Linked DNA regions of Homo sapiens: region 1 is linked to region 2. A link is a contact called in ENCODE Hi-C or POLR2A ChIA-PET data. All regions are on one chromosome and are shown on one strand. The core of a region is the stretch at or near the end of the contact, and the rest is flanking DNA. Distances in the headings are between cores, read along the strand shown.

Region 1 (4,812 bases), core at 1,589-4,088, 170 kb before region 2:
AGTGTTTTGGAGGAATGAGCCAGATAAACGGTGAGGAACATGAGGCATGTTGTCAGTGAGTAAGAAGTGGCAGTCATTATCGCTGAGTCAGAATTGATGGCTCTTGTTCGTACCATGGCTTAGCCATGTTTGAATTATTTGTTTACTTGTTTCTTTCCTCCATCAAAGAAGACCAAATGCTGTCTTCATCTTCTATCCCTCTCAGTATCCAATAGAGTGGGCTGAATTTCATCACATTCTATATGTCCAGCCTTGCTTCCATAGTCCCCTCCACCGAAACGGCCAGATGGGTCTTTATAACACCTTTCACATCAGATCCCCTGGTCAAGCCTCCCATAGAATGGCCTTCAGTGCCCTATGTGATTTGCTGTCCCCACATGTACCCCTCCAACCTTGCCACCTACCATGTCCTATTCTACTCTAGCATATCGGCCTCTTTGCAGGTCCTTGGATATGACAAATATTCTCCCCCCTTAGTCTTTGCACTAGCTGTTCCCTCCTTCTAGAATACTCTCCCTGTGGCTATTTTCATGGCTTGTGTTTTCACTTTATTCAGGGCTTTGTTCAAATACCACTGTCTTGGGGAGGCCTCTCCTAACCACCTTTTCTAAATTAGAACCACTCCATCACTGTCTTCTTGCTCTTTGCTATTCTTTGAATAATTTTTTTGTATCCTGATGTGTTGAATTTTTGTTTGGTTATTAGTTTTTTTTAAATTTCCAACTTTTATTTTCATTTCTGGGGTACGTGTGCAGGATACGCAGGTTTGTTACATAGGTAAATGTGTACCATGGTAGTTTGCTGCACAGATCATCCATCGCCCAGGTATTGAGCCCAGTGCCCATTAGCTATTTTTCCTGATGCTCTCCCTCCTCCGGCCCTTGACCCTGTGACAGGCCCCAGTATGTGTTGTTCCCCTCTTTATTTATTTATTTATTTTTTAATCTGCCTTCACCCATCTAGGACTTGTTTGATTTTGTTCACAGCTATATCTGCGGTGCATGGAATTCTGCCCAGCACACAGTAGGCCCTCAATAATATTTATTGAATAAATGGATAAACAAAAATTTATGCAACAGATTTTGTGAACCTACTCTGTGCCAGCCCTGTATCAGGTTCCAGTATATACAAATTGAACAAGACTGGACATGGTCCCTGCCATCTTGAATTTTGTGATTGATTAAAAGATCAATCACAAAAGCTTGTACTGATACAAACACATAAATTCCCGAATATGTGAAGAGTATTATGTTAAAGGAATTTGAGAGGGTTCTGGGAGATACTGCAACAGTCCTATCTAACCTAGGGCCTCCTAGGGAAAGGGTTATTTAACCTATAACTAGAAGGATTGCAGGACTTGAGCTGGATAAAAAGGTGTATTGGGAGTGGGGAAGTGTTTCAGACTGAACTGAAAATGTAATCACTGAAAACTTTTATGACTATCTGGATTTATGACACTTTAGAAGCTATTTTACAAGTTGTAGTAGAGATACATTGGGGACTCCAGCATTTCTATATAGTAGAGATTTGGGGGCAACAATTTGGTTGAAAGAGAGAATTGCTTTGAAGTAGTATTTGCATAAGAAGAACAATTTGTACATGGATCTAATTTTTGTTTTTAGCAGGGGTTTAAGGTCTGAAGAGATTAAGGACCAAAGCTTACCTCTGGCCACCTATTAGTGCCACAACCATGGATGCTTCTCAGATAGGGTGTCTGGTGCATGATTTCTGAGGCCAGGCCATATAAGGCACCACGACTTCCTCCATGTCCTCTCTGTCAGCCAGGCATGATACCATGAAGATACTCAGCCCATGGAGAGTCCACAGGGGAAGGACTTGAGACCTCCTGCTAACATTCTGCACTATGTGAATTAACTCTCTTGGAAAAGATTCTCCTGCCCCAGTTGAGCCTTCAGATGACTGTAGCCCCAGCCAACTTCTTGATTTAACCTTCATGAGAAAACCTGAGATAGAACCTACCTATCTGAGATGGTCTTGAATTCCTGACCCACAGACATGACAAGATAATAAATGTTTGTTTTAAGCCACTAAGTTTTAGGGTAATTGACACACAGGACAAGATAACTAATCCACAGTCACACTCTTATTGCTGTTATTTCTCTTCCTTAGTAACTGACACTTTTCTCTGCTCTTATCCCAACTTCCAAACATCTTTGTTTTATGGATCCCATCGAATAGATAAAGAAATTGATGAGGGAGTTCTTAACGGTTTTGTGAAAACTGAAATTTGTCCTGTCTGTGTCTTTTTATCACCCTCAATTTCAACCATTGATTGGGCATTTGCTATATACCAGACATCTCACTGTGAGCTTTTGAATACATAATTTCACTTAGTCTTTTCACCATCCCCGTGAAATTGTTATCGTTATTTCCTTTTATTTTTAAATGAGAAAATGGAGGCTCAGAGAGGCAAAGTAAGATTACAAAAATCCACGTCCTGTCAGTGACAAAGCTCCATCTCATTAGCTACACTCTGGGAGCCATCTGGTGCTTGGGGATAAAGGCAGGAATGGGAGATGTGAGAGAGCTGAAGGTGTAACCCAGGGTTTCCCAAACTTTAGCATGCATGCAAACCACCTGGGGATGTTGGTACACTGTAGCCTCTGATTCAGCAGGTCTGGGCTGGGGCCTGGGATTCTGCATTTCTAACCAGCATCCAGGCCATACCATTGCAGCTGACCCAAGATAACACTTTGGTTAGCACAGATGTAAGAGACCTGAAATGTGAGATAAAACTACCAGGGAGAGGCTCTGGCCCCAACCTTACTCCTTGTCGCAAAGCTTTGGAGATCAGATTTCTCTGAGCAGTAAGTGCTGACAAAGCTGTAAAAGGATTGGCACTTGGGAGTTTTGCCTCATTTTGGAAGCAGTTAGCCAACTACTTTGGTTTAATCATCACAGGAAAATGCAAACAGAGAGAAGACACACAGCCCTCATCCACCGCATTGTATTTCAGGCTGCCAGACCTCTGGACTCTTAGCTTTCACTGATATTACACAATGGATTTATATGTGGAATAAATATTCTTAAATCTTTATAAGATGCCTAAAATATTTATGGCTGTTTTAGTTTGGTTTGCATGCCATATTGCACTCTTACATTAAGCAGTTTTTGCACCATCAAGCTTTCCTATTAATCATTTCGGCCTGTTCCCAGCTATCTAACTGAGGGGAGATCTATTACATTCAGCAACCAGGGCCAAAGGATCTAATTTCTTCTTTGGCTGTTTCATCGAATGGTTCATAAAACCATGGCTATTATTGTATTAGGAAGACACATTGTGGTTCTCTAGTGTCATGTTGACATGTTTATGTTTCTTTTTCTTAAGAGAAATCATGATTAAAATGGAATATTCTTTCACAGAGGACATTTTATAACAATTTTGGCTTGATGAAATTAAAAAAAGGAACAGCCAGTCTCCAGCAAATGCTGAAGTGGTTGAATCACTGTCATTAAAAGATCAAAACCATCTTGCTCCTCTCTTCTTTGGCCACGAAATGATTTTAAGGAGCTTAAAAAGAAGATAGTTGCTTTAGTGAGAATAATTATCAGGGGAAGACACCAAGTTATGGTTTTATTTTAGGAGGGGATTTGAGGGCTCAGCATGGGAGCATTTGATGGCATTACTTCCCTGCCCAATGAGTGTACATGTTTTTGAAAAATAATTTTCTTGGTGTTTCAGAGTCCAATTTGAATCTTGTAACTTTGAAACCATTCTGAATTAATGTTAAAGAATTGAAAAGAGGAAAATTGCCTCAAATAAATGTTGGTTTTGATTGATTTCTTCGGGTTTTTTTGTGTGGTTCCTTTATGGCAGGAGGAGAAATGGACATAATCACCTTTGCACCTGAGCCATATCTAGACTTCCTTATAAAACAGACTGACATTAAACAACCATCACCATAAAACAAACCATCAGCTTAACCCCTTTAAATAGTTTAGCTGTTATAAGAAAGCAAACTCTTTGTCTATTTAGGCTATAAAATTACCTTAACTTTAAAAACTTACCTTTGATTCTATACATGTTCAAATTTATAATGCATCTGGAAGGAAATATGGCATTCTCGGCCTCACAGAATGTGTGGAGAAAATCTAAGTGAGCTCAGAAGTCATTTTTGGTAAACAATTGCTTTCATTCACTAAGTCATTATTACTAGCAGAATATATATTATATACACATGCCATATTCCTTAAAACCACACATCTTAACAGCAGTTTTCATACGCCTCTGTCTTTGCTTTTGGCTGTCATTTTGCATTATTATGGACAGGTATGAACCACCCGAGTAGCTGTCTACCATGTAAACCTGATTGATTTGCCACAGTATCCAAAAATTCACATTGGCAATCAGGGAAGGAAATTCCCGTGTAATCAAAATGAGTCCAAATCAAGTCAAATGGGCTGAGTCACCAACCCTGGAGACCTCTCACATCCATCCATTGTCAGGACCCCTTTTGTGAATGTGAGATGCAAGATTCTGCATTTTCTTCTTGTTTTTCTTACAACTTCAATTTTGTTAATAATTCTTGCAGAAGAAGTAAGTTGGTAAGGAGGAATAACCAAGAGCCAGAATTCAATATTGTTGACCAGGATTCAAAACCTAACCTAAGTTTTGTTTGCAGGTTGACAGCCCCAAAGTGGCCCATTAAAAATACATGAATGCAGATGGCTGTATGCACAAAAGTCACAGCTGTTCAACCCGGTACGATTCACAGGCACATGTTCTCAGCTGAGGTATCTGAAGCTTTAAGCAAAAGGGCACAATAGGGGGTGCCATTATTTTGATATAAT
Region 2 (5,121 bases), core at 2,111-4,610:
AGAAGGCTGTCTTTGCTTTTCTATGTTTTCCGAGGGGTGGACTAATCAGTTCATTACAATACACAAGATGAAGATGTCACAATTGCTTGATCCCAGCTAATGACTGCTGGGACTGTCCAGGCCGTTTCGAAGCTCTGTTCTCCTGTGACCCTAAGCTTTCTTCTCTGGCTAAAACTTACTTTCTTTTTTTTCCCCCATAAATTTGGGACAGATATGCCCCATTAAATAGCCAAAACAATCACAACCTTGATTTTCTCCAAGCACCTATAAACAGCTCTTATGTAAGCTGAATAATTCCTGTGTCACTATTTGAGGCAAATGCAGAACATTTTTGAAACCCATCTGACCTTTCCAGCAATTTCTTGCTCTTTGCCAGAAGCGGGGCCTTTGGCTGCTCATTACTTAAAGCATTCACCTTTAAGGCCATTTCACAACAGGGCAAAGACTCCCAGAAACATCACCTAATGAGAACCCTAGAAACCATTTTCTTATCTCACAGCAGTGTGTAGGAGAAAAACACATTATATGCCTACTGTGGGCTGATATTCCCCAATTTTAGATAAGCTCTTTTCAATAAGGTTGCAACGGTGGCACTAGGCTTTTATATTTCAAGGGGGCAAATGAAAGGCACAAAGTGTTCTGAGTTTTAAATTAACTGCCACAACAGGTGCCAGCACAGGTCTGATAGCTACCAGATGAAACCCCGTTTTAAGGAAACAAATGAACTAAAATGTAAATTTTTCTATTAAAGGTTTCCTTGGGATTAAAGCCTCTGCCTTTTAGGAAGAAATTAACCCAAGATGGGGAGGAGTAGAAAGATACAGCTACCACTTGGGGAAATTAAAGGCTATGATGATAAAACTTACCCTGTCTCCAAATATCTGCCTGCCCCTATCAACCTTTCCTACTATCTCCCATGGTACTCTCCTCCCTAGTCCCCAGGCCCCAGTCACAAAACCTTCTTTCAGTTTTTCCAATGAGCCAGGTTCTTTCCTACCACAGGGTCTCTGCACAGGCTGTCCCTGCTGCCTGGAACAATCTTCCCAGCTCTTCCCTTGGATGCTACCTTCTCATAGCTTGGGACTTGGCTTCAATGACTTGTCATCCAAGAAGCCACCTGCCTACCATCTCTACAAGTCTCTCACCTTCTCGGCCTTTCTTTGTCCTGACCTCTTTGTTTATGTCTTACTTAGCCCTTAGAAGAAATTATATTCATAGGTAAGGGGAGGCATCTTCCTATCTTTCTATTACCAACAGGGCTGGCTTCGTGCACTTAGGAGAACCCTGTGCTTGGGGCTTAATGCTCTAGTGGTTGTCTTAAAATTCTAAATAATTTTATCTTAAAATTTGTGTTTTGTAAGTGAAATTTGATGGGATCATGGAGCATGCACTGGGGACCTGGAGGCTTGGCCCCTCCTGGCCCCCTCCTCCCCATCTCTGCTGCTGATTTCCATCCTTGGTGGGGCCTGGGAGAGGCGAGGGTTGGAGTCAGGTGTGTGTGCCTGTAGTGGGTGGGCATGACAGTGCCACAGTGTGTTCGATAGGCCTAACGCATCCTGGCACATTGGTTGCCATATCTTTGGGCATCATGCATTGGGTGTGGATTAGGGCTGCAGGCCCTTGGGATGGGGGAGATACCTGGCTTGATTTCCCCAGCCCCAGCCAAGGCACAGTGCACTGAGCAGGTGACTAGCAGGAGAGGTACCCAGCAGCTAGTGGGCAGGGTGCAGCTTCTTCCACTTGTGCTATATTTCCTTGCCTGAAAATGCATGGCATTAAATAGCAAATAGCAGGACAGGGAGACAGAAAGATCATGAAAGAAAAGGAAAAGCTTTATATTTTCATATCTTTAATGGTACCTTTTCCTGCTTTTTCAAACAACGGATCCCCATATTTTCATTTTGCACTGGTCCCTGCAAATTATGTGGCTGATCCTGTTTAGCACTGTATCCTTAGCATCCAGTACAGAGTAGATACTCCAACTCTGCTGAAGAAAACCCTCTTTCTCCATTGTCTATCACAAATAGTGTAAGATAGTGAGAAGTGAGAGGAGGACTTCAGAGGAGTTGCCCTGCATAAGACTAAATACAACATCAAGGCTGTCCTAGCCATGCATATGGGCAGTTTCTTTTCTTTTTTTTTTTTTTTGAGATGGAGTCTCATTCTTTTACCCAAGCTGGAGTGCAGTGGCATGATTTCGGCTCACTGCAACCTCCGCCTCTTCGGTTCAAGCGATTCTCCTGCTTCAGCCTCCCCAGTAGCTGGAATTACAGGTGCCCACCACCATGCTGGGCTAATTTTTGTATTTTTAGTAGAGATGGTGTTTCATCAGTTGGCCAGGCTGGTCTCCAACTCCTGACCTCCAGTAATCTGCCTGCCTCAGCCTCCCAAAGTGCTGGGATTCCAGGCGTGAGCCACCACGCCCGGCCGGTAGTTTCAAATATTCTCACAGGCACCCAAAACGGTGATGGTTCAGAAGGTCTCTCAGGCATCTAAACCCACAAATGTGATTACAAAATAATGATCTGATTTTGTGAGTAGCTTGTGGAATCAGCCAAGTTACTTATAATCACATCTCTTTATGTGTGAATGTATGGATTGACTAAAAAATCCTCTGATGAACTGATTTTAATTGGTACGATCTGCTCTGCAGAAACTTAAAGACATTATTTTTTTCCAAACAACTAATTTTATCTTCACGCCCCAGCACACCTGCACCCCTGGTGGGGCACACCTCTCCCTCTGAAAGGTGGCAAAAGCAGCAGAGCCTGCTTTCCCTTGGGCTTAAAGGGAGCACCCCATACAGAATGCTTGCTTGGCTGAAGTTAATGCTGACCGTTCTGCTTTGGAGACCAACTCTCACTGCTGCACATGGAAACCCAAGACCATGTACGCCCACTACGAAGAGAAATCACACTGTGCTCCTGTTAGGATTCTTATTGATAATGTACAACCAGCACATTCTGACAGTTTTCAGCTCCATATTTGACTGAAAAAGCCTCCCAGCCCCTCTCAACACCCACTGCAAGAGCAGATCTTGCTCCTTTTGGGATGGGCATCTACATCACGGCAAATGTGGGCAACAGCCCCACAGCTGTATTTGTACCAAAGATCAAAGGTTTTTTTTCTTCACCCATTCTCCACCTATAAATTCAAATGTGAGCAATGGCAACAAAAATGGGGGGTATGGGCTTATTCTTTACTGCTGAATCAGCACAAAATCCCACTTAAGGGGAAAAGGCTGAACTATTCAGTCATAGTCACATAAAAATGACCTTTCTAATGAAGGCCTGGTTCTCTGGCAGGTAAGCAATGGCAGACCCCATGCCTGCCTCCTGAGTAAGGAATGCAGGCAGTGGCTACCGCTCCCTGTATCCCTGAACTTCAAAGGAATTCAAGTGACCTAGACCAGCTGGCTGCCAAAGAAAACAGTGTCCAAGGACTCCCTGGCCAGAGATAAGTGCAGGCACAGCAGTCCTTCAACGCACGGGGCTTCTATTTCCTGCCCCTCTCATGTTGAAACTGCAATATCAGGAGACAGCAAAAGCCTGCCAGGCAAGCCCTCCAAGTTCAGGGTCAGTTCAGCTCGCTCCAGGAAAGCTCAGGGAGGCTGCTGATTCCCAAAAGCCCCATTTGCTCAAGCTCATAAGTGCGACCCTCTGGCCTCCTGGCAGGCAGGCTGCATAAGCCCTTGTACCACGCAAGCTCCTGCTCAGGTTACAGAAACTCATATTTTAAATCGGTGAAGTTCTCTCTGGGGTGCTTAGGAAGAATTCTTGCAGCCCATGTCATTCCCTACTTCAGGGAGTGTACTAAGATTAGCCTATAAATGACTCAATGGTTCACCAGGGGCCCCTTTCATGGCCTCCCCCATGGAAGATGCAGCCAGGAGGGGAATCTTGATATCTGAATGCTTTTTGTACCACTCCTGGGTTCTGAGCTGGCTCTACTGGCCACAAACCTGCTTCTTGGAGCCCATTTCAAGAAGATGCAAATTTATATTGCCAGTTAGGTTTTGCATCCATTGCTCAAATGCAGATTTTAAACTGAGAGGAGTATGAGGTCATGGGAAGAAGAGCCCTTGTTAATTCAAGTAGACAGACTTCCAGTCAACAGGAAGAGCAAAAGAAAAACCTTGTGTGGAAGGTTCCTTTTTTTTTTTTAAGAAGCAGGGTCTTCAGGGTCTTGCTTTGTTGCCCAGGCTGGAGTGCAGTGACACAATCATAGCTCACTGCAGCCTTGAATTCCTGGACTCAAGCAATCCTCCCACCTCCTACAGAGTAGCTGAGACTACAGGTGCATACCACTGTGTATGGCTAATATTTAACTTATTTTTTATAGAGTTGGGGGGTCCCTTTTTGTTGTCTAGCCTGGTCTTGAACTCCTGGCTTCAAGCAATCCTCCTGCCTCAGCCTTCCAAAGCATTGGGATTACAGGCATGAGCGACCATGAAGCCAGAAGGTTCTTGATTGGACCAGAGGTGCAGGGTTCACACGTCTCAGGGTACTCCAAGGCTCTAGCAAGAAATGAATTTAGGGACCTCTGCCTTTGATATGTGCTTCTTCACACCCCACCCTCTCTAAAGGAAAAACACACAGACCACTGAAAAGAACACTCTTAAAAAGATTCTGAAAACTAGCAGTGAAGAAAGTTTCAACTAGTGCTTCTCATATTCTCTAACTGTAGAATCCCTTTCCTGAGCATATCAGGCCCCCAAACCAATTTCAAGGGGCCTCTGAAATTTCTAAATTGGTTTCCAAAATAAAATTATCAAAATATTTCACAGAAAAACCCAGATTTCTGTCTTCTCGTGCAAAAATGTGGATGTGCAGGCAGCTGTGGGCTTGTATCTCCTCCTGGGGATAACTAGGGCTCTGGAGTAGCTTATATCATAGGCTGGGCTGTGTGCCTGTGAGCTCGCTACGGTCCCTGGTCTCATTCCCTCTTGTCCTTTGCCTTCTTGGCCCTAGGGGGCATTTGAATTTATGACCCTTGCCTTGAATATGCTCTAAAAAATATGGGACTTAACAATTATCCAAAGCACACGTGAAGGGTATTCATTGGATGTCTGGGTGCATGGTGCTGTTCTCAGTGATCTGGGGCTGCAGAGGTGTTTAAGAA

What was found. Hi-C counts contacts between places; a loop is a spot of excess contacts on that map. ChIA-PET counts read pairs that join two places held with the same protein, here RNA polymerase II (POLR2A). Pooled maps may share reads with other maps.
Region 1: a map of prostate gland shows a loop between it and region 2 (2.4-fold over the local background). The contact joins two enhancer-like sites. A Hi-C loop is called at or near these places in 1 of 168 maps with a recorded cell type or tissue (prostate gland), 2 of 37 single-sample maps with no recorded cell type and 7 of 50 pooled maps. POLR2A ChIA-PET finds 5 or more read pairs at or near these places in 2 of 52 experiments (IMR-90 and activated CD4-positive, alpha-beta T cell).

What each region holds. Positions count from the first base shown.
Region 1 is chr3:73,321,818-73,326,629 of GRCh38, forward strand. No RefSeq gene overlaps it. Among named protein-coding and RNA genes, the nearest start is that of EBLN2, 260 kb to the left of the region's middle. Within about 2 kb of position 2,839, at least 2 of the 41 ENCODE cell types and tissues checked have a DNase peak (open chromatin) inside an H3K27ac peak, as active enhancers do.
Region 2 is chr3:73,487,443-73,492,563 of GRCh38, forward strand. All of the region lies in intron 3 of PDZRN3 (PDZ domain containing ring finger 3), which reads right to left. Among named protein-coding and RNA genes, the nearest start is that of PDZRN3-AS1, 130 kb to the right of the region's middle. Within about 2 kb of position 3,361, at least 5 of the 41 ENCODE cell types and tissues checked have a DNase peak (open chromatin) inside an H3K27ac peak, as active enhancers do.